Regions from separate parts of the Homo sapiens genome. Here region 2 is linked to region 1. A link is an interaction called in ENCODE POLR2A ChIA-PET data of the cell type or tissue named here. Cell type or tissue: PC-9. All regions are shown on one strand. Each heading gives the region's core, and the rest is flanking DNA. Links, peaks and the distances in the headings are about the cores only.

Region 1 (10,187 bases), core at 1,611-9,610:
ATAACTACTTCTTACTTAGTGCCTACTGTATATCAGACACTCTGCTAGGTGCTTTATGCAATATTTTTATTCAACAAATATCTTTGAAAACCTGACACTATTCTGGACACCGAGAATATAACAATAAGCAAAAAGACAGTGCACTCTGCTCTTGCATAGTCCTGTGCAGCAGCCAGACACCAACCAAATAGTCACACGAGTAAGTGAATAATTACACAATGTGATAACCACAATGAAAGAGAGTTACACAGTGTGAATGTAGTACACAACAGTTTGTAAAACACAGCTTCTCAGCAGAATTGCCATTTGAGGTGAAATCTAAAGGAAGGAACGCAATGAACTAGGGCACCAAGAAGAAGTTCCTGGGCGGGGGAAACAGCCAGTACAAAGACCTTGGGGCAGGACAGAACATTCAAGAAACTAGGTCTGGTTTCATGTGGCTGGTTCACAGAAAGAGAAGAATAAGGTCAGATGAGCCTGGAGAGACCCTGAGACTGTAGTATTCTAGTCAAAAACTTTAGGCTTCATCCTAAAAGCAATAAGAAGTCATTAAATCAATCAATTGATTAATTTATTTGTTTAGGGTTCTGGGATTTTTCAAGGATATCATCCTACCATAAGAATCTACATGATATCTAGTGTAGAATTCAAATTCACTAGACCACAAAATAAATACTGCCTGCATCTAATTCAGAATCCAATAACTTTTACGAATGAATAGCTGCCAGATAGGCCTATCCCTTTTTATCCACAAATTCCTCTGCAGACTTTTAGATCCAAATGGTTAAGTATGCTATGTCACTCAAAATGTGTGTTCAATAGAGACAGAAAGCATTTTCAGGATGCTAAGACAGACCCCTGCTTCTCATGTATGTTTACTACAAGAGTAAGATGTTTTGACGTAAAAGCTGAATTTTGGCTTCAAAGGTTCTTAAGAAAGCTACATCTGCACCACTCAACATAGCAATCTGGAAGTTCACATGGCGAGAATTAAGCATTTCTCACTCAGTTATAAACTGTGAAACGCATTTGAAAATATAATTTATAATTAGAATTAGCATTTTGTCATACCTGGCCAGCAGTAGCTATCTGATTACAAACTTACATTTGTTATAGCATGAAGATCATTGAGACGGGTGGTGCACTGCTCTCCATGAGCTGTCCCAGGCTTAGGAAGACACATAAAATGAGGACAAATTCACCTTGGCTCTCAGTACAACACATGTCACATCAGAACATGATTCATCAGATGACAGCTTTAAGACAAGGTTTGGGAAATAGATTTTGATAAAGTTTCCAGAGGCAAGAAACTTCACTAGTAGTCCACAATTCGTTAAAGCTTTTCATCATCCCAACCCATATGCCAGGGATGGCAAAAGCACACTGACCATTTGTTCCATTTAGCAGCATCTTTCTTTTTCTCTTAAATTCACTTCATGAGTGGCATGCGCCCCGCCCCCCCACCGCTTTTTTTTTTTTTTTTTTTTGAGACAGAGTCTCACTCTGTTGCCCAGGCTGGAGTGCAGTGGCGCGATCTTGACTCACTGCAAGCTCCACCTCCCGGGTTCACGCCATTCTCCCTCCTCAGCCTCCCGAGTAGCTGGGACTACAGGCGCCCATCACCACGCCCACGCCCAGCTAATTTTTTGTATTTTTTTTTTAGTAGAGACGGGGTTTTACTGTGTTAGCCAGGATGGTCTCGATCTCCTGACCTCACTGATCCGCCCGCCTCGGCCTCCCAAAGTGCTGGGATTACAGGCGGCATGCCCCTTTTTAAATTAAAATGAGTTTAACTTAAAAGTTTCTCATTTTAAGAATGTTTTGCCACCTTTACAGTTACCAGAAATATCAGAAAAATTTGAGATTTTTGACAAAGTGGAGTTAAGTAATCATTGCTCTTCATCTTCGTCAGGCTCCAAGAACTCTGGACCAAATCAAAGTTTATAAGAGATGGAGGAGGAAACAAATTCTGTGTTAAATATTCAGGGTCAACTGTTTTAGGATCACGAATTTTTGAGATCCTAAGAAAAGCACATGTCTTTAATTCCTAATTTCTGGACTACTAGATAATTCATGTCCTTAATTTTTTATGTTTACCTTTTTGGCCATTATATTACAATTTCCCTCAGATAATTGCTAAGCAAAAGGAAAGCAACAAAATGAAAACAAATCTCTGTGATACCTTGTTAGCAGCTCTTGTAAAAGTTTAGTTAAGGAAACTGAAGTTCTCAGATCCAATAAGACTTCTGCATAATCTGAAGATGGTCTGTTTGCATGCTCTCCCAGTCCCTTGTTAATATATCTAATCAAAACCTTTGCCTACATCTCTCCAGTATTTAAAGAACAAAAAAAATTCACAAGGAATTTTAACAGCTGAACTCGCAATCTATTCGTAATGTGTACAACACAATTTAATCTAAAAAAGTTGAATTGTTTTATGGAAAGAGCACTAGATTTCTGAGTCAGTAAAGCCGGGTTGGCAGCCCCACCTCTGCTAGGAACTTGACTCTTGATTTTTCATAAGAGAAGATTCAGGTCAAATTTTCTCCACTTTTCACAACTGTCCCAAGTAGAATGAGACACCATCAACTTCAGCACTCCACAAGCACTGTTCCCCTATCACTGGTCTATAGTAACAGTTCGTAAACATACAGATGCCTCTCTATTCACCTCCAACCCTCATCCTCACCACCACCTTCAGTTTCCTTGAGAGCAAAAGTAAATGATTCATTTTTATCTCCTTAGTGATTTGAATGGTTCTTGACACATAGAAGGCCTTCGACAAATGTTCATTGGATAAATGGATGGCCATGAATTCTCGCCTAGTCTTATCCAGTAAGAAGTCTTTGTTTCTCTCTAAATTTCTCCAGGTATCCCTTCAGGACTTCTTGCCCTATAGACTGTATTCTGGTTATTACCTGGATAACAGGTTTTGGGCTTAGACTAGTAGAAAATGAATGCACTAACTTCAAAACATCACTTTAAGGTAACAAATTTCTCTAGATCATTTAAGATGGGTTCTTAAATGAATTGAGCTGTGATTCTCTCACTCCCCAGCAGAACATATGTTGCAAACATCCACAGTCATCTTTCTCATCCCACACATTCTTCTAGAACCTTGCCACTCCCTGTCAAAAAGTGGAATGGATGTTCTTCCCGTTTGAACCTAGGGAGGGCCTTTGTGACTACTTGGAATAACAGAGTACAGGGCAAATGATGCTATGTGACTTCCAAAGTAGTTTTTAATAGGCAACACAGCTTCCACCTGGCTCTCTGCCAGGACACTTGTTCTTACAACCCAGCCACCATTTTGTGAAGAAGCCCAAGCTACATACAGAAGGCCACGTCGGGAGGGAGCCAAGCCCACATCCCTCAATCCCATCCAAGCTTCCAGCCAATCTCCAGTACACATTTGCCAGACACGTGTGTCACCTTGAAGCAGACCCTCCAGCCTTTAGTTAATCTACCCTAGCTGACACTGCATGGAGCAGAGACAAGCTTTCCTTTCTGAGCTCTGCCCGAATTACAGATTCATGAGCAAAATAAATGATTATTGTTGTTTTAAGCAACTAGGTTTTGTTTTGTTTTGTTTTTGAGATGGAATTTCGCTCTTGTTGCCCAGGCTAGAGTGCAATGACATGATCTCGGCTCACCGCAACCTGCACCTCCTGGGTTCAAGCGATTCTCCTGCCTCAGCTTCCCGAGTAGCTGGTATTACAGGCATGCCCCACCATGCCCAGCTAATTTTGTATTTTTAATAGAGATGGGGTTTTCTCCATGTTGGTCAGGCTGGTCTCGAACTCCTGACCTCAGGTGATCCGCCTGCCTCAGCCTCCCAAAGTGCTGGGATTACAGGTGTGAGCCACTGTGCCCGACCACAACTAGGTTTTGAAGTGTTCTGTTACACAGCAAAAAAAGGTAACTGGAACAGTAAGTTTGATGGTAAGAGCAAACCACAGGGCTAATTTTATTTTTCAAGTGATTCAAAATGAAACTCAAAATCTAAATGCATTCAAACACTTCACATCTTAAAAGTATTTGTGATGATTGAAAAAAAAAAACCTGAGTATAGATTTACTTTTTAATGGAGGCTTTGTTATATAAAAGTTATTCCTGTCTTATTTCCTACTATTTGGGGTCTTAAAGTAGTAAACTTTTTAAAATTTTACAAGTCCTTTATTTCTGGATGCTATTCCTCTTTATTTCTATTTATAAACAAGTCAGTGTTTGCCTGGGTTTTATCTCTTATTTTCTAATACTTTTTAACTTCAGCTACTAATAGCCAATACACACTACTACCATTCTGTTTTCCAACCATCTCCCCTAGAGGTATGGGCTACATGGGCACATTGCCTTCCAAGTTATCACAGACAACGTTTTACCAATTGTCTTGTCACTGCATAACATGCTCCTGTTTTTCCTGTCTCTGACATTCATTTCCTCAAATCCCACCTCTTGCCACCTTCCACCAACCTCTAAGCCAATTTCACACCTTTTAGGTTGTCTTAAGGCAGAACAACACTTTGTGTCACAGAATATAAATTATGATAATGCTACCTACATAATAATACTTTTCAGTGGCTTAACCAGTGGTGTGCTGGTAAAATGACTCTCTGCAATAAAAGCCCTGATGTATAGCACTTGCCAACCTCTGTATTGTAAGTGCTCCAATCACACTGATTCCAAGCTATCAACTTGATGTCAACTGGCTTACACAATTCCTGCAAATTTAACAGTCAGCTCTTGCCAGCCAGTGAAAGCCAGATAGTTAATTTAAGCACACTAGTGAGCTGAACCCAGTGTATAAAATCCAATCAACAGTGGGAGGGTCTGAAAAAGGGAGTTTGCTTCAGAGGGACCCAGGGTGATAAAGGCTCTGGCACATACAACACATGGTTTTCAAGGTCATTTGGTGCCAAAATTTATCCAGCAGACAGGGAGGAAGGATGATGGAGGATCCCCAGGGAGGATTTTATAGGCCAGGCCTGGAAGTGATGTACATAACTTTCAGTCACATTCCATTTGCCAAAATCTAGTTTATGACTACTCCTAACCACAAGGAACGGAGGAATGTAGTCTAGTCGTATGTCCTGGTGCAAAGGGAAACAGGTTTATCTAACACCTGTCCAGTCTCTGCCACTGAACCCCAGACCCAAGTTCCAGCCCATCATGGTATCATGAATATCTTATCAAGTCACTCTGCACGGGTCAGTTTTGAGAAGGAAATGATGGCCATCACGGTATAAAGCAAGGCCTAGTGTTGTCAGGAATTATACAGTAATTGTAGCTGCAAGCACTTAAGCAGGCCCAGCTCTGATTGGCATCTTCTACCAGGTTCATGGTAGAGGTAAGTTGTTCAAGTTAAGTAACAGAACCCTAGTTTCCTTATCTGTTTATATGATCTTGAACACCCAGGATGACAAGAAAAACATTGAACTTAGAATGCAGAGGAAGTTTCATAATGAGTTCAAATCTTTAAAGAGAGACAGCTTCAGTTTTAGCAGTCAGGGATTCCTATCCCAACTTTGTCACTGTCAGCCCTAAGTTCCTTATATGAAAGTTGAATAATTATACCTAATTCACAGAATAATGATGAGTAGGTTGGATAATTACTACAAATTGCTGGCACATAGTAGTTACTCAAGAAATGTTATTCCTTCCCCCCTCCCCACCTAACAAGGGACACATTCAGCTAAATTCTAGTAGGCAAGGTTCATTGCTGGTGCTCCTCCACAGAAATTTTTAGCACCTCTACCACTTGACATGATCTATAGCAGAATCTGAAGCTTCCCTCTCTTCTCTTTTCCCAAGAAAATTTCTCTGGCCTTCTCATCTGAGTCATGCTTTGTTCTCTACTAACCAGGTTAATGTGTTTAGTAAATTTTGAACATTCTGGAGACATTGTTGTTGCCAAAATAATTGGGGGAAGAAAGTCAGAGATGCTAAACATCCTGCAATAGCCAGGAATTAGACACAAGAGAAAAATTACCCTGCCCATCGTATCAATAGTGCCTCCCACTGTAAGGAATTTAATGGTGAAAATTAAAAAAAAAAAAAAAAAAAGCTTTATAGTGGGGAAACGGAAAGAAGGACTCTTCTGAGACACCATACAATGGCCGTTCTTCTGCCCCTTAGTTTTTGACTCACGCATCTCCACTAAGGTGATTCTACAAGAGAGAAAGCCTCGCACTTTTCTCCTCCACCAAGTAGCTGGACTGCACTTCACCCCACCCCCACCCCAGGAGTACTGTGACCACTTTTTCTATGCATCTGACCTCATGATCCAAGTACACAAAATAAACTCTGTGGGAATCATCCCAAGGGTTAAAGCCATTTCTTTCCACTTAAAATGGTGATGACTGACCTGGGAAGCAATAATTAAGTCTGAGTATAGATAAACAATAGGCAAGCTTGCACAACCAAATTCCTCATTGCAATCAGGTCAAAGTTAAAACTAATGACAAGCTGTGTCAAAAATAATGACACATAAAAACCTCTCAGTCAAGTGTGTTTAGTTCACAGATAGTCACTTTTAAGCATAAAACAGGTCTCCTATTCATTTGGATGTCATGAAATGGCAAAGTTGATACTGCTTAATGTAGGAAACTATTAGCTGATGCATATTTAGATTTCTGTTTAAAAACCAGAGTGTTAAATATCTTCCCCTAAAGAGACTTTCAAGTTGATCAAAGATACAGGATTGTCCTAATTCTTTTCAAATGCAGACCATCTTTAAAAAGTTAGAGCAGGAAACGTGTCCACGATTAAATAAAGTTAGATCTCTTATGATGCTTGCAATTTAAGATTTTTATCTTTTTGATGGGACTAATCCCAAAGCATTTTATTACTGGGTGAAGTCCCTTTTTCCATAGCATGGGTTCTGAGTCCAAGACCCAACAGGTCACAATTTTGCCTTTTATAATACACTTATATATGATATATAATATAAAATATAATAATATTTATGGAATAAAACTGCTCCAAGGCTGAGCTGAAAAGCACAGAAGGTGCTCAAGTGCTGCACTCCGCCTGCAATCCTGTGCATTCACAGACACTGGGCATCAGGCCTTCTGGCCCCAAACCAAGGAAGTTGCTTAAGAAAGAGCTGGCCCATTCCTGGGGTCATTTAACCTTCACTCCTCAGACAGAGCTTGTTTAAGCATTTTGCTCCTCAGATCCAGATTTTGGTCCCTGGTTCCTGAGGGACCTTTAAACCCCTAGTTTCTTGTCTTACGACCCACAGAGGACCTCTCTGATTAGAATGGAACAAGCAGATGAAGCTGGACCTGAGCGTTTTTCCATGAGCCTGAAATCTCTGTTGACATCTCCTCTGCCTCTCAGCCAGGACATTTTGAATCAGCCAGAAACTATCTGATTTCTCCATTTGATGTGATTACCTGAACACAGTGTAGCAGGAGGCCTAGACAAGATGCACAGGGTTGTTGTGAACTAAAGCTCCTTATTCCTTGAGATTAAAAGATACATGGTAATTCTGCCGCCCGAGGCCAGAGGCATCGAGTTTCTCTCAGTACAGACTTCCCCCACATTGGAAAGGAACTGTCATTAAAAACATTATTAAAGATCTGTCTCCCACGGGGGGCCCAATGGCCCCTCAGTCAGAAACCAGTGCTTTGCTTTTCTGCTGCCCACTGGCTCTTTGTTTGGAATCTAGACACCATCCCAAGTTGGAGGAGACTGGCCATAGGCTCACTGGGTCCTTTCTCAGAATTCCCACCAAGATGCTGCCTAGTAAAGGGATTGCAAACACCAGTCTTTTCCTCTATGCCAACGACTTAATTATAAGGAGCAGTCTCAAACCTTGCCGCCTTGTATCTCACAACCATCTGTGAGAACCACATCATTGCCTCTATTTTGCAGATGAGAAAACTGTGGTCTAGCTTCCATAAGTGACGAAGGGTCAAAGGAAGAGAAGTATCCAAACAAAGAGTGCAACCCAAATTATCTGGCTCCAAGACCAATGCTCCTGGCCATGCCCCTGCCCTGCAGCTGGCTTCTCAAAGCCTCCCTTCCTGGCAGCAACAGAGAGCGCCTGGCCATGCCTTCGTTCTTGTTTACTGGAGAGTTGACGGCAAGAAATCAGCAAGTATTAACCTGCAACTAACATAGGTCTCATCAGCTTTGTACATGAGTTTTTTTAATCGGACAAATCTAAATAAGACACTCATGTGGGTATTTATTGTAATTCAGCCTCCAGACCACAACTGGAGAGCATGTTGCTGCTGGTTCTTAGCAGGTCAATTAGTGGGTGGATGCTGGCATCCTCCAGGAACCATATCCTGCTTTACAATATTTAGCCTGCTCATATGCCTGTAAATTATAGGAATTGAAATACAACATATTATATACCCAGGTCCACACAACCAAAGGGAACCACCCTAATTATATTCAGTTAAAAATGGCCCAGCTCAGTCCTGAATTGTTTAGGTAATTAAGGGCAAGCCAAAGCTATTTGTCTGAATTACCCAGTAGCACGTGATTTTCTGTGCTCTCTGGACAAGTCTTGTAAACTCAAGTCATGCTTTTGTGTACTTCATATACTTTTATCATTACAGGTTGATGTGATATACTCTTATCTTTACAGGTTGTGTACTTCATATATGTTTATCATTACAGGTTGATGTGAATTTTCATATTTTATAGGCTCAGTTATTCCTGTGGGTATTTCCAATCTTAAATTAAGTGCTTATTTCACAAACCACAATTTCAACCATTCCAAGATCCATCGCTAAAGTGGTTTATACTTTAAACAACTTGAAAACATATAAAGTTGTCAATTCACTCTTCTGCCTAGGATACTAACTTCACACCCAACCAGCAGCATGTGCAGACCATGTCAGAGAAGCATGAGACAGAGAGGGGCTCCTCCACTGTGGAGGGAGGAGACCCTGATAGTTATTTTAGGGGACTTTGTCATTCATTTCATTTCGTTACTCTTGCCATCAAGTTGCAATTTCCTCTTTTTCTGCAACTAAATCATTCTGAATATGTTAACCCTAGGACACTATACCTTTTACATCCAACAGAGGGGAGAAATATAATAAAGTAAAAGTGAGCAGACCTGCCCTTCCCTTCTATATGCAGGCAACAATGGGATATATTGGATATTACTCTCCGATTCTTTTTAGCGTAAAGTTTTCCTGCATCAAATCACTTTTCCTCCTGCTGCCTGCAGCTGAACAGACAGCTGGAAGTCAGCTGCGTAGCGTCTAGCGTAATTGGTTTTTAAATGTGTCACTGTTAATTGTGTGACATTGTCTCTCATTCTGTTTTGTGAATGGACTGTGCTGGATGCTAGAGCTAGGCAGACAGCTCAGCAATTTGCCACTGTGGCTTTTCTAGACAAGCAAACTTTTCCTCTCTTATCCCTGCAATCAAGGGTAGAAAACCAGTGGAGGAGCTGGGAAAAATCCTAATTCTTGAAGATGTCCCAGAGCTGAGGCTCTTACTCAGGTACCGTTGTCCCAAACCATCAGAGCTCTCTCCAAAACTGACGTCCAGTGTCATCCTCGTTCATGGTTGTGGTCACCCACATGAATTCTTTCTATTGCCCCTCCCAGAAAAGGTCTTCACGTTTATGATTGTATAGCCCAGTCATTAGAAATGTCTGAGAGAGAATTCCACTCTCAGGTTGCATCGTGTGGTTATGAACTTCGTTTGATCACTGCTCCATCAATTTGACATTAACTGCTGCAATTTACAACCACTCCAGCTTTCTACCTATTACTGTACCTTCTGCAAGTGAAAAAAAGAAAAAAGGGGGTAGGGGAGACCTCTGCTGCCCAGGGGAAGTTTAAAAGAATGTGATGGCTTGTTAAAACCTGACAGGGGATCACTGGGGGAAGGGGATCACTGAAGACAACAAACCAAGCCTGGTAATGAATAATGTCTTGCTCCCCGCTGTGAACACCAGTGACCTGACCTGTCCAGCAAGGCAGAGGAGTGAATAATTCACCGTGCGAGTCATAGGCCTCCTGGTAGGCCACAACATTGCTTTGTCTTACAAATATGTTCTCCCACAGAATCAGACCTGACAGGCTGGTTCGTTCAAGAAATGTTTAAACAAAAGCCTTGTGTGAGGGAAAGAGCACTTTGTGATTTTGGCCCAGGGCTCCCAGCGCTGAAGTTTCTGGTGAGCACTTAGCTGGTTAATAAATCCACAAGCATCA
Region 2 (10,187 bases), core at 1,091-9,090, 72 kb before region 1:
GAAAACATATTTGATGGAATAATCGAGGAAAATTCCCCCAGTGTTGCTAGAGATCTAGACAACTAAATACAAGAAGCTCAAAGAACACCAGGGAAATTTATCACAAAAAGATCATCACCTAGGCACATAGGCATCAGGTTATCTAAAGTTAAGACAAAGGAAAGAATCTTTTTGAGACTGAGTTTTAACTCTTGTTGCCCAGCCTGGAATGCAATGGCGTGGTCTTGGCTCACTGCAAGTTTCACCTCCCAGGTTCAAGCAATTCTCTTGCCTCAGCCTTCCAAGTAGCTGGGATTACAGGTGCCTGTGACCATGCCTGGCTAATTTTTGTGTTTTAAGTAGAGACAGGGTTTCACCATGTTGTCCAGGCTGATCTCAAACTCCTGACCTCAGGTGATCCGCCCATCTCAGCCTCCCAAAGGGCTGGGATTACAGGCGTGAGCCACTGCGCCCAGCGACAAAGGAAAGAATCTTAAAAGCCATGAGGCAAAAGTATCAGGTAACCTATAAAGGAAAACCTATCAGACTAACAGCAGATTTTTCAGCAGAAACCCTAAAAGCTAGAAGGGATTGGGGCCCTATCTTTAGGCTTCTTAAACAAAATAATTATCAACGAAGAATTTGGTATCCAGCAAAACTAAGCTTTGTAAATGGAGGAAAGATAGTCTTTTTCAGACAAACAAAGCTGAGAGAAATCACCACTACCAAACCAGCACTATGGGAATTGCTAAAAGGAACTCTAAATCTTGAAACAAATCCCCAAAACACACCAAAATAGAACTTCCTTAAGCATAAATCTCACAGGACCTATAAAACAAAAACACAAGGGAAAAAAACAAGTTATTCAGGCAACAAATAGCACAATAATAGAATGGTACCTCACATCTCAATACTAATGTTGCATGTAAATGGCCTAAATGCTCCACTTAAAAGATTCAGATTGGCAGAATGGATAAGAATTCACCAACCAACTATCTTCTGTCTTCAAGAGACTCACCTAATACATAAGGACTCACATAAACTTAAGGTAAGGGGGTGGAAAAAGATATTCCATGCAAATGGACACCAAAAACCAGCAGAAGTAGCTATTCTTATATCAGACAAAACAAGCTTTAAAGCAACAGCAAGGAACATGATAGGATGATAAAAGGACTTGTCCAACTGGAAAATATCACAATCCTAAATATATATCTATCTAACACTGGAGCTCCCAAATTTATAAAACAATTACTACCAGAGCCAAGAAATGAGTAGCAACACAATAATTTGGGGGACTTCAATACTCCACTGACAGCACTAGACAGGTCATCAAGAGAGAAAGTCAACAAAGAAACAATGGATTTAAACTATACCCTGGAAAAAATGGACTTAACAGATATTTACAGAACATTCTACCAAACAACTACAGACTATACATTCTATTTATCAGCACATGGAACTTTCTCTAAGATAGGCCATATGATAGGCCACAAAACAACTCTCAATAAATTTGAGAAAATTGAAATTATATCAAGTACTCTCTCGGACCATGGTGGAATAAAATTGGAAATCAACTCCAAAAGGAACCCTCAAAACCATGCAAATACATGGAAATTAAATAACCTGCTCCTGAATGATTGCTGGGTCAACAAAGAAATCAAGATGGAAATTTAAAAATTTTTTGAACTGAATAATAGTGACACAACCTATCAAAGCCTCTGGGATACAGCAAAGACAGTGCTAAGAGGAAAGTTCATACCCTTAAATCCCTACATCGAAAAGTCTGAAAGAACACAAAATCTAAGGTCACACCTCAAGGAACTAGAGAAACAAAAACAAGCCAAACGCAAACCCAGCAGAAGAAAGGAAATAACCAAGATTGGAGCAGAATTAAATAAATTGAAAACAAAAGAAATTCAAAGATAAATGAAACCAAAAGCAGGTTCTTTCAAAAAAATAAAATTGATAGACCATTAGCAAGATTAACCAGAAAAGAAGAGAGAAGATCTAAATAAGCTCAATTAGAAATGGAATGGGAGATATTACAACTGATATCACAGAAATACAAAAGATTATTCAATGCTACTATGAACACCTTTATGCACATAAACTAGAAAACCTAGAGGAAATGGGTAAATTCCTGGAAATATACAACCCTCCCAGATTAAACCAGGAAGAAATAGAAACTGAACAGGCCAATAACCAGCAGTGAGATTGAAATGGCAATAAAAAAACTGCCAACAAAAAAAGTCCTGGACCAGATAGATTAACAGCTGAATTCTATCAGACATTCAAAGAATTGGTACCAATTCTATTGACACTATCTGATAAGATAGAAAAAGAGGAAATCCTCCCTAAATCAGTCTATGAAGCCAGTTCACTCTAACACCAAAACCAGGAAAGGACATAACAAAAAAAGAAAACTAGAAACCAATATCCCTAATGAACATAGATGCAAAAATCCTCAACAAAATACTAGCAAACCAAATCAAACAGCATATTGAAAAGATAATCCACCATGACCAAGTGGGTTTCATACAAGGGATGTAGGGATGGTTTAACGTACACAAGTCAATAAATGTGATACACCACATAAACGGAATTAAAAACAAAAAATCACATGATCTCTCAATAGATGCAGAAAAAGCATTTTACAAAATGTGGCATCATGTTATGGTTTAAATCCTCAGCAAAATCAGCATAGAAGGAACATACCTTAACGTAATAAAAGCCATCTATGACAAACCCACAGCCAACATTATACTGAATGAGAAAAAGCTGAAAACATTCCCCCTAAGAACTGGAACACAGCAAGGATGCTCACTCTCACCACTTCTATTCAACATAGTATTGGAAGTCCTAGCCAGAGCAATCAGACTAGCCAAAGAAATAAAGTGCATCCAAATTGGTAAAGAGGAAGTCAAAGTCAAACAGTCGCTGTTTGCTGATGATATGATCATATACCTAGAAAACCCTAAAGACTCCTCCAAAAAGCCCCTAAAACTTATAAATAAATTCAGCAAAGTTTCAGGATACAAAATTAATGTACACAAATCAGTAGCTCTGCTATACAACAACAGCAACCAAGCTGAGAATCAAATCAAGGACTCAACCCCTTTTACAATAGCTGCAAAAAAAATAAATAAAATACTTAGGAATATACCTAACCAAGGAGGTAAAAGAGATCTAAAAGGAAAACTACAAAACACTGCTGAAAGAAATCACTGATGACACAAACAAATGGAAACACATCTCATGCTCATGGATAGGTAGACTCAATATTCAAAAAAAAAATGACCATACTGCCAAAAACAATCTACAAATTCAATGCAATTCCCATCAAAATACCACCATCATTCTTTAAAGAACTAGAAAAAAAAATCCTAAAATTCATATGGAACCAAAAGAGTCCACATAGCCAAAGAAAAGCTAAGCAAAAAGAACAAATCTGGAGGCTTCACAATACCTTACTTTAAACTATACTATAAGGCCATAGTCACCAAAATAGCATGGTACTGGTATAAAAATAGGCAGATAGACCAATGGAACAGAATAGAGAACCCAGAAATAAAGCCCAGTACTTACAGCCAACTGATCTTTAACAAAGCAAACAAAAACATAAAGTGGGGAAAGGACACCCTATTCAACAAATGGTGCTGGAATAACTGGCTAGCCACATGTAGAAGAATGGAACTGGATCCTCATCTCTTACCTTATACAAAAGCAACTCAAGATAGATCAAATACTTAAATGTAAGACCTGAAACCACAAAAATTCTAGAAGATAACATTGGAAAAACCCTTTTATACACTGGCTTAAGCAAAGACTTCATTACCAAGAACCCAAAAGCAAATGTAACAAAACCAAAGATAAATAGATGGGACTTAAACTGAAAAAGTTTCTGCACAGCAAAAGAAACAATTAACAGAGTAAACAGACAACCCACAGAGTGGGAGAAAAATCTTCACAATTTATACTTCCAACAAAGGACTAATATCCAAATGTACAAGGAACTCTAACAAATCAGCAAGAGAAAAACAATCCCATCAAAAAGTGGGCTAAGGACATGAATAGACAAGTCTCAAAAGAAGACATACAAATAGCCAACAAACGTATGAAAAACTGCTCAACATCACTAATGATCAGACAAATGCAAATCAAAATCACAATGCGATGCCACCTTACTCTTGCAAGAATGGCCATAATCAAAAAATGAAAAGATAACAGATGTTTGCATGGATGTGGTGAAAAGGGAACACTTCCACACTGCTGGTGGGAATGTAAACTAGTATAACCACTATGGGAAATAATGTGAAGATTCCTTAAAGAACTAAAAGTAGAACTACTATTTGATCCAGCAATCCCACTGTGGGGTATCTACCCAGAGGAAAAGAAGTCATTATTCGAAAAAGATACTTGCACACCCATGTTTATACCAGCACAATTCGCAATTGCGAAAATATGAAACCAGCCCAAACGGCCATGAATCAACAAGTGGATAAAGAAATTATGATATATGTGTGTGTGTGTGTGTATATATATATATATATATATACGCGCACACACACACATACATACCATGGAATACTACTCAGCCATAAAAAGGAATGAAATAATGGCATTCACAGTAACCTGGATGGAATTGGAGACCATTATCCTAAGTGAAGTAATTCAGGAATGGGAAACCAAACATCGTATGTTCTCACTCGTAAGTGGGAGCTAAGCTATGAGGATGCAAAGGCATTAGAATGATGCAATGGACTTTAGAGACTAGGAGAAAGGGCTGGGGGGAGGGACAAAAAACTATACATTGAATACAGTGTACACTGCACAGGTGACAGGTGCAGCAAAATCTCAGAAATCACCACTGAGGAACTTATCCATGTAACCAAACACCACCTGTTCCCCAAAAACCTATTGAAATAAATAAAATCTATTTTGTTTGATGCTAAAAAAACCTACTAAAACTATTGAGTAAAATTTAAAAGTTTATTTTAAAGTAAAAAAAATACAAAGTTCAGAGTTTACCAACTATATGTAGAAATGTAAAAGATAAGAAACGTGGCATGTGAATTCAATAGGTGCTATGGTCTAAATGTGTCCTCCAACATTCATATGTTGAATCTTTTTTTTTCTTTTGAGACAGGACTCACTCTGTCACTTATGCTGAAGTGTAGTGATGTGATCTCAGCTCACTGCAGCCTCCGCCTCCTGTGTCCAAGCAATTCTCCCACCTCAGCCTCCCAAGTAGCTGGGATTACAGGCACATGCCAACATGCCTGGATAATTTTTGAGTTTTTTGGGTAGATACAAGGTTTCATTATGTTGCCCAGGATGGTCTCAAAGTCTTGACCTCAAGTAATCTACCCGCCTCAGCCTCCCAAAGTGCTGGGATTACAGGTGTGAGCCACCACACCCAGCCCACATGTTGAAATGTAATCATCAATGTGATAATATTAAGAGGTGAAGTCTTTAGGGGGTGATTAAGTAATGAGGGCTTAGTGCCTTATAAAAGGGCTTATGGGACTGAGTCTGTCTCTTCTGCCACATGAGGACACAGCTTCCATTCATAGGAAGCAGTGTTTAAGTCACCATCCTGGAAGTAGAGACTGGTCCCTCCCCAGACACAAAACCTGCTTATGCTTTGCTCTTGGATTTCTCAGCCTCTAGAATGGTGAGAAATAAATTTCTGTTCTTTATAAATTGTCCATCTCAGGTATTTTGTTATAGCATCACTGACAGACTCAGAGAGTAAGGAAATGATAAATTATTTGAAAAGCACTCTAAAACACAGACTGTATTTTGAAGAACAGAGTCAGGTTCATGCCATGTGCAAAAGTAATGTCTAAACAAAAAATGCAATATAAAATACTATTTAAAAGGATATTTTTGAAAGCCTATAACACAGAAGGCCTTCTAAGCAAAATACATCATTTTAAAATGAGATCAAAAAAATGAGAGATTTGAATATATACATCCTTACTACTAAACAGTTAAATAAATGATAATCAAAATTAGAAGGTGAGTGACAGACTGTAATACAATATATACAATACAAGCAACTGGGAAAAAAGTATTTAGAAAACAGTTCCTGAAAATTAATATGAGAAATTAAGCAACCAAGCAGAAAAAATGAGCTAAGTATATGGAAAAGTAACTCACAGAAGAAATATAAGTGACTAGTCAGTATTTTAAAAGGTAAAATACTTCACCATTGATCAGGAAAATTAAATGAAAATAACAATTTTTTTCACCCAATTGCTTAGTAAAAATTAAATTGATTAATAATCAGTTTTGCCTAGGATATTGGTATAGAGAAGACTCATACTACCAGTATAATTTTAAATTAGATCCCTATTTATTAGTGTGACTTGAAAGTCTCTATGAAAAGCTTAAATGTACAGACCTTAGACTATTAAGCTCTGTTTCTCAGAATCTATCCTGAAAAAATACTTAGTATGTATAGGAAAAACTTTTGCTGCATTGTTTGAAATACAGCACTGAATACTTATCAATTGTGGTATCATATTATTGAATGTCACAAAATCATTTTATATGTTCTGACATGCAAAAATGACCATAATAAATTGATACATGAAAAAAGTTATGCTTAGAATATAAAGTATGATTACATTTTGTTTCTAAAATGCTTAGAAACTATTGAGTGTGCATGGATATGCTCATATGAATCAAAGCATGAGATAAAAAGCAAACCATGAATCAGAAAAATAAATATCAACAATATGGCTGAGTCTGAGTGTTTTGCACAATTTAATGTTTTTTTAGCCATTGAATCTATTGTTCACATTAAATTTTATACAAAATTTTGAAAAGCAAAAGGGAAAAGAAAGCAGAGCTTCTGTTATCGAAACAAGCACTATCCTGTCCCAACAGCCTGAAGCTCCTCTGAGGAACTCCTAGAACTCCTTGGGAAGAAGGTTTGAAAATCACTATGTCTGGCTTAATGCTGATATGCACTAGCAAAGCCTTTCTTGCTTCCTTCTTTTCCACTGCTCCCAGGAAATAGTCAATTACAAAACAATGGCATCCTATGTATTTAGCAACATATTTATATTCAAGAACAACAACAGTGAAAGCAAAAGAAAGGAGAGAGAGAAACCACAGGAATCATTGTTCCATATGACTCCATTCCTGCTTCTACTTGGAAGCCAGGGCCCTACGTAAAGTTAGTGTAAGAGGCAAGAGGTGAAAATGCCATTGATTATTCAGTCTTAGTTCCCAAGTGCTCTCATGGTGTACGTTTCTTGTCATAGTGAATATAATTCTAATATTTAAAAATCCTTTCTTTTTGAATTAAATTACAGGAATGTGTCCCAATGCTGGAGAAGATTATAACTGGGTTGGACTTAGTGAAAGATGAAAATGTTGGTCTTCACTAGCTTTTTCATACGCAATTTTCAAGAGAAAAATTAACTATACAAATTTTTGCCTTTCCCACAACTTGAAATCTACCTGATTCCCATGTAACATGCATTCTCCGCTATATCAAAGGTGGAATTTTAAATCTAGTCAAAGATCAAAGTGGAGAGTTCATTTGAACTAACTATAGGGCAGCAGCCCTCAAAGAGATAAAGGCTGAATCGGAGCAGAGACTTAAGGCTCAGTCATAAATACCATAGAACAAATTGACTCGGACGAGACATGATGGAACTGTAGAGACAGCCAGAGGGAGTCCATCTGGGGAGCTTAGCACAAATCAGAGAACATGGTGTCTGGCGAGAATTTATCATCAGGTTAGGTGCCTGCGGATAGGTGCCCCAAGGACAGATGCATGCTGATGAAGAGTCCAGAACCAGAAAATATGCAGCGATTCCAGCAAGTGACTAGCGTCACAAAGGTGTGGTGCTAAGAGGGTCCAGGCACAGAACTGACATTCAGGGTTAGTGTTTAAGCAAGGCAGAGTCTCAGTCTGAGTAAGACAATCTAACCAGCAGTCAGGAATGTCGGTATGAGACAGGGGCTCCAAACCAAGGCCGACCACCTCCACTCCCCACCGCAGGGACACTTAGCAATGTCTGGAGACACTTTGGTTGTCACATCTGGGGGTACTACTGACATCTAGCAGATAGAGCCCGGTTATGCTACTGAACGAGAAATGACAGAACAGCCCCATCCACCCACCCACCCACCCACCCCTGACACACACATACATACAACAAAGATGTGCATCTCAAAAAAAAAAGTCACTGTTAAGAAACCCTGGTATAGGGAATCAGATAAAACCATAGTTATGGGAACTATGACAAAAAAATCCGGGAACAGGAGTTCTCATGAACAAGGCAGAAATGTGTAAAGGAAGCAAGAGTAATACAACAAACTCGAGTCGGAACTGAGTTACCTGAGCTGTCAAATAGGCTCTTTCATCTCCTTCTGATTAAGGACTATGCAGGTCTTAGGACCCCAAGGAAAAGGCATTCCAGTGGGTTGATCCCTGCTTCACCACTTACTAGCAGAGTGGCCTTGGGCGATTTATTTAATCCCTATACCTCAATTTTCTTTTCTGTAAAATAGGAATAAATAATAGCATCTGCACCCAGAATTGCTATGAGACTAAAATAAGATAAGGCATGATAAGTACTTCTAACATTATGCCCAGCTTATATTACATGGTGGGTAGTTGAGAGCTGGAGATGGGATTCAAATAGTCCAGCTTAGGAAAAGTCTTGAAAATGGAAAAGAGAGAAAAGCAGGGCATTACCACTCCAATCCCCCCAAAAATTACCTGGCAGAGGGTTTTCAGGAAAAAAATTTAATCAGGAATCAGATTTACTAAAATCCAGAATTTTATCATGGGTTAAACTAACAAGAATACCAGAAGGAAAGTGCTCTGATATACAAGGACCTTGTTTAAATTGCTTCAGTCTTTAACTCCTATAACAAGGCTAAACTCCTTTTTTCCTAGAGTGGCTAATTCCAGTACTCTGTTCTCAGCACTGTATCCTGAAATATTCTGGGCCTGATATCTTTTTTTTACTAAATCAAAGATATTCTGGAATGCATTCAATCCCCCTTCTTCTCAAGACATTAAAATACAACGCCAGACTACGGCCTTGGGCATCTAACACAGATGAATTAAGAACTCTGACCATAAAGGCTCTGCTTGTCCTGTTCTACTGCATGATTAGTTTTCTGGAATTTACATAATGAGAAACAAAAGAGAAAACAAAATGAGAGGAAATGGAAAGTCTTTATATTGTGTATTTGTTCCTAAAAGTAGTTTGGCTGGGGTTTCCATCCCCCTGCTGGATCCCCAGACAGATGGAAGGGAACCACCAACATATGCTGGAACTTCATCATCATAAAGATGCCAGTAGAGAAAAAGTCACATCAAGGCCTGTTACCTTGGATCCCATCTGGAAAAAAAAAAAAAAAAAAGAGACAGACAGCAAAATTCTAAAAGGCCGTTCCTATAATATGTTTGGCCTCTGAAGCGCTCCTTCAGCGTGAACCACAAAAATGTCATTCAAAACGTTCCAAAATAGTGTCTCCTACGTTAAAGGAAATGAATATTATCAATCACCAAACACGGAAGTCTTTATACAGTTGAGTAGATGTGTGTATTTGGAAAAAGTGTACTGGTTCACCCAACTGACATATATATGTACCCTTAAACAGTTTAAGATCCAGGATATGATGATTAATATCATGTAACAACTTGATTGGATTGAAGGATACCTAGATAGCTGATAAAGTGTTGTTTCTGGGTGTGTCTGTGAGGGTGTTGCCAGAGGAAATTAACACCTGAGTCAGTAGAAGAGGAAGACCCACCCTCAATCCGGGTGGGCACCATCCAATTGGCTGCCAGCGCAGCTAGAACAAAAGCAGGTGGAAGAAGGTGGGATAAGCTGCCTCCTGAGTCTTCTGGATTTCATATTTCTCTCGAGCTGAGTGCTTCCTGCCCTTAAACATCAGACTCCAGGTTCTTTGGCTCTTAGACTCTTGAACATATCCCATTGGTTTGCCAGGGGCTCTCAGGCCTTTAGACACAGACTGAAGGCTGCACTGCTAGCTTCCCTACTTTTGAAGCTTCGGGACTTGGACTGAGCCACTACTGGCTTCCTTGCTCCTCAGCTTTAAGACGGCCTATTGTGGGACTTCATCTTGTGATCATGTGAGTCAATTCTCCTTAATAAACTTCCTTTCATATATTAGTTCTGTCCCTCTGGAGAGCCCTGACTAATACAAAG

Evidence for each region. Peaks named below come from ENCODE experiments on the same cell type or tissue, not always from the same donor. Only the 100,000 strongest peaks of a DNase experiment are listed, where the experiment ranks them.
Region 2: POLR2A ChIA-PET joins it to region 1 with 24 read pairs; 2 of 35 experiments call an interaction of 5 or more read pairs at or near these places.

Annotation. Positions count from the first base shown.
Region 1 is chr12:42,756,971-42,767,157 of GRCh38, reverse strand. No RefSeq gene overlaps it. Among named protein-coding and RNA genes, the nearest start is that of LINC02450, 70 kb to the right of the region's middle. RefSeq lists a silencer at 3,906-3,995 and an enhancer at 9,792-10,187. In PC-9, for the core only: no CTCF peak of the experiment used is centred there; DNase peaks (open chromatin) are centred at 5,087, 5,387, 6,427 and 7,087; H3K4me3 peaks cover 160 bases; H3K27ac peaks cover 3,187 bases.
Region 2 is chr12:42,828,123-42,838,309 of GRCh38, reverse strand. No RefSeq gene overlaps it. Among named protein-coding and RNA genes, the nearest start is that of LINC02450, 140 kb to the right of the region's middle. In PC-9, for the core only: no CTCF peak of the experiment used is centred there; no DNase peak of the experiment used is centred there.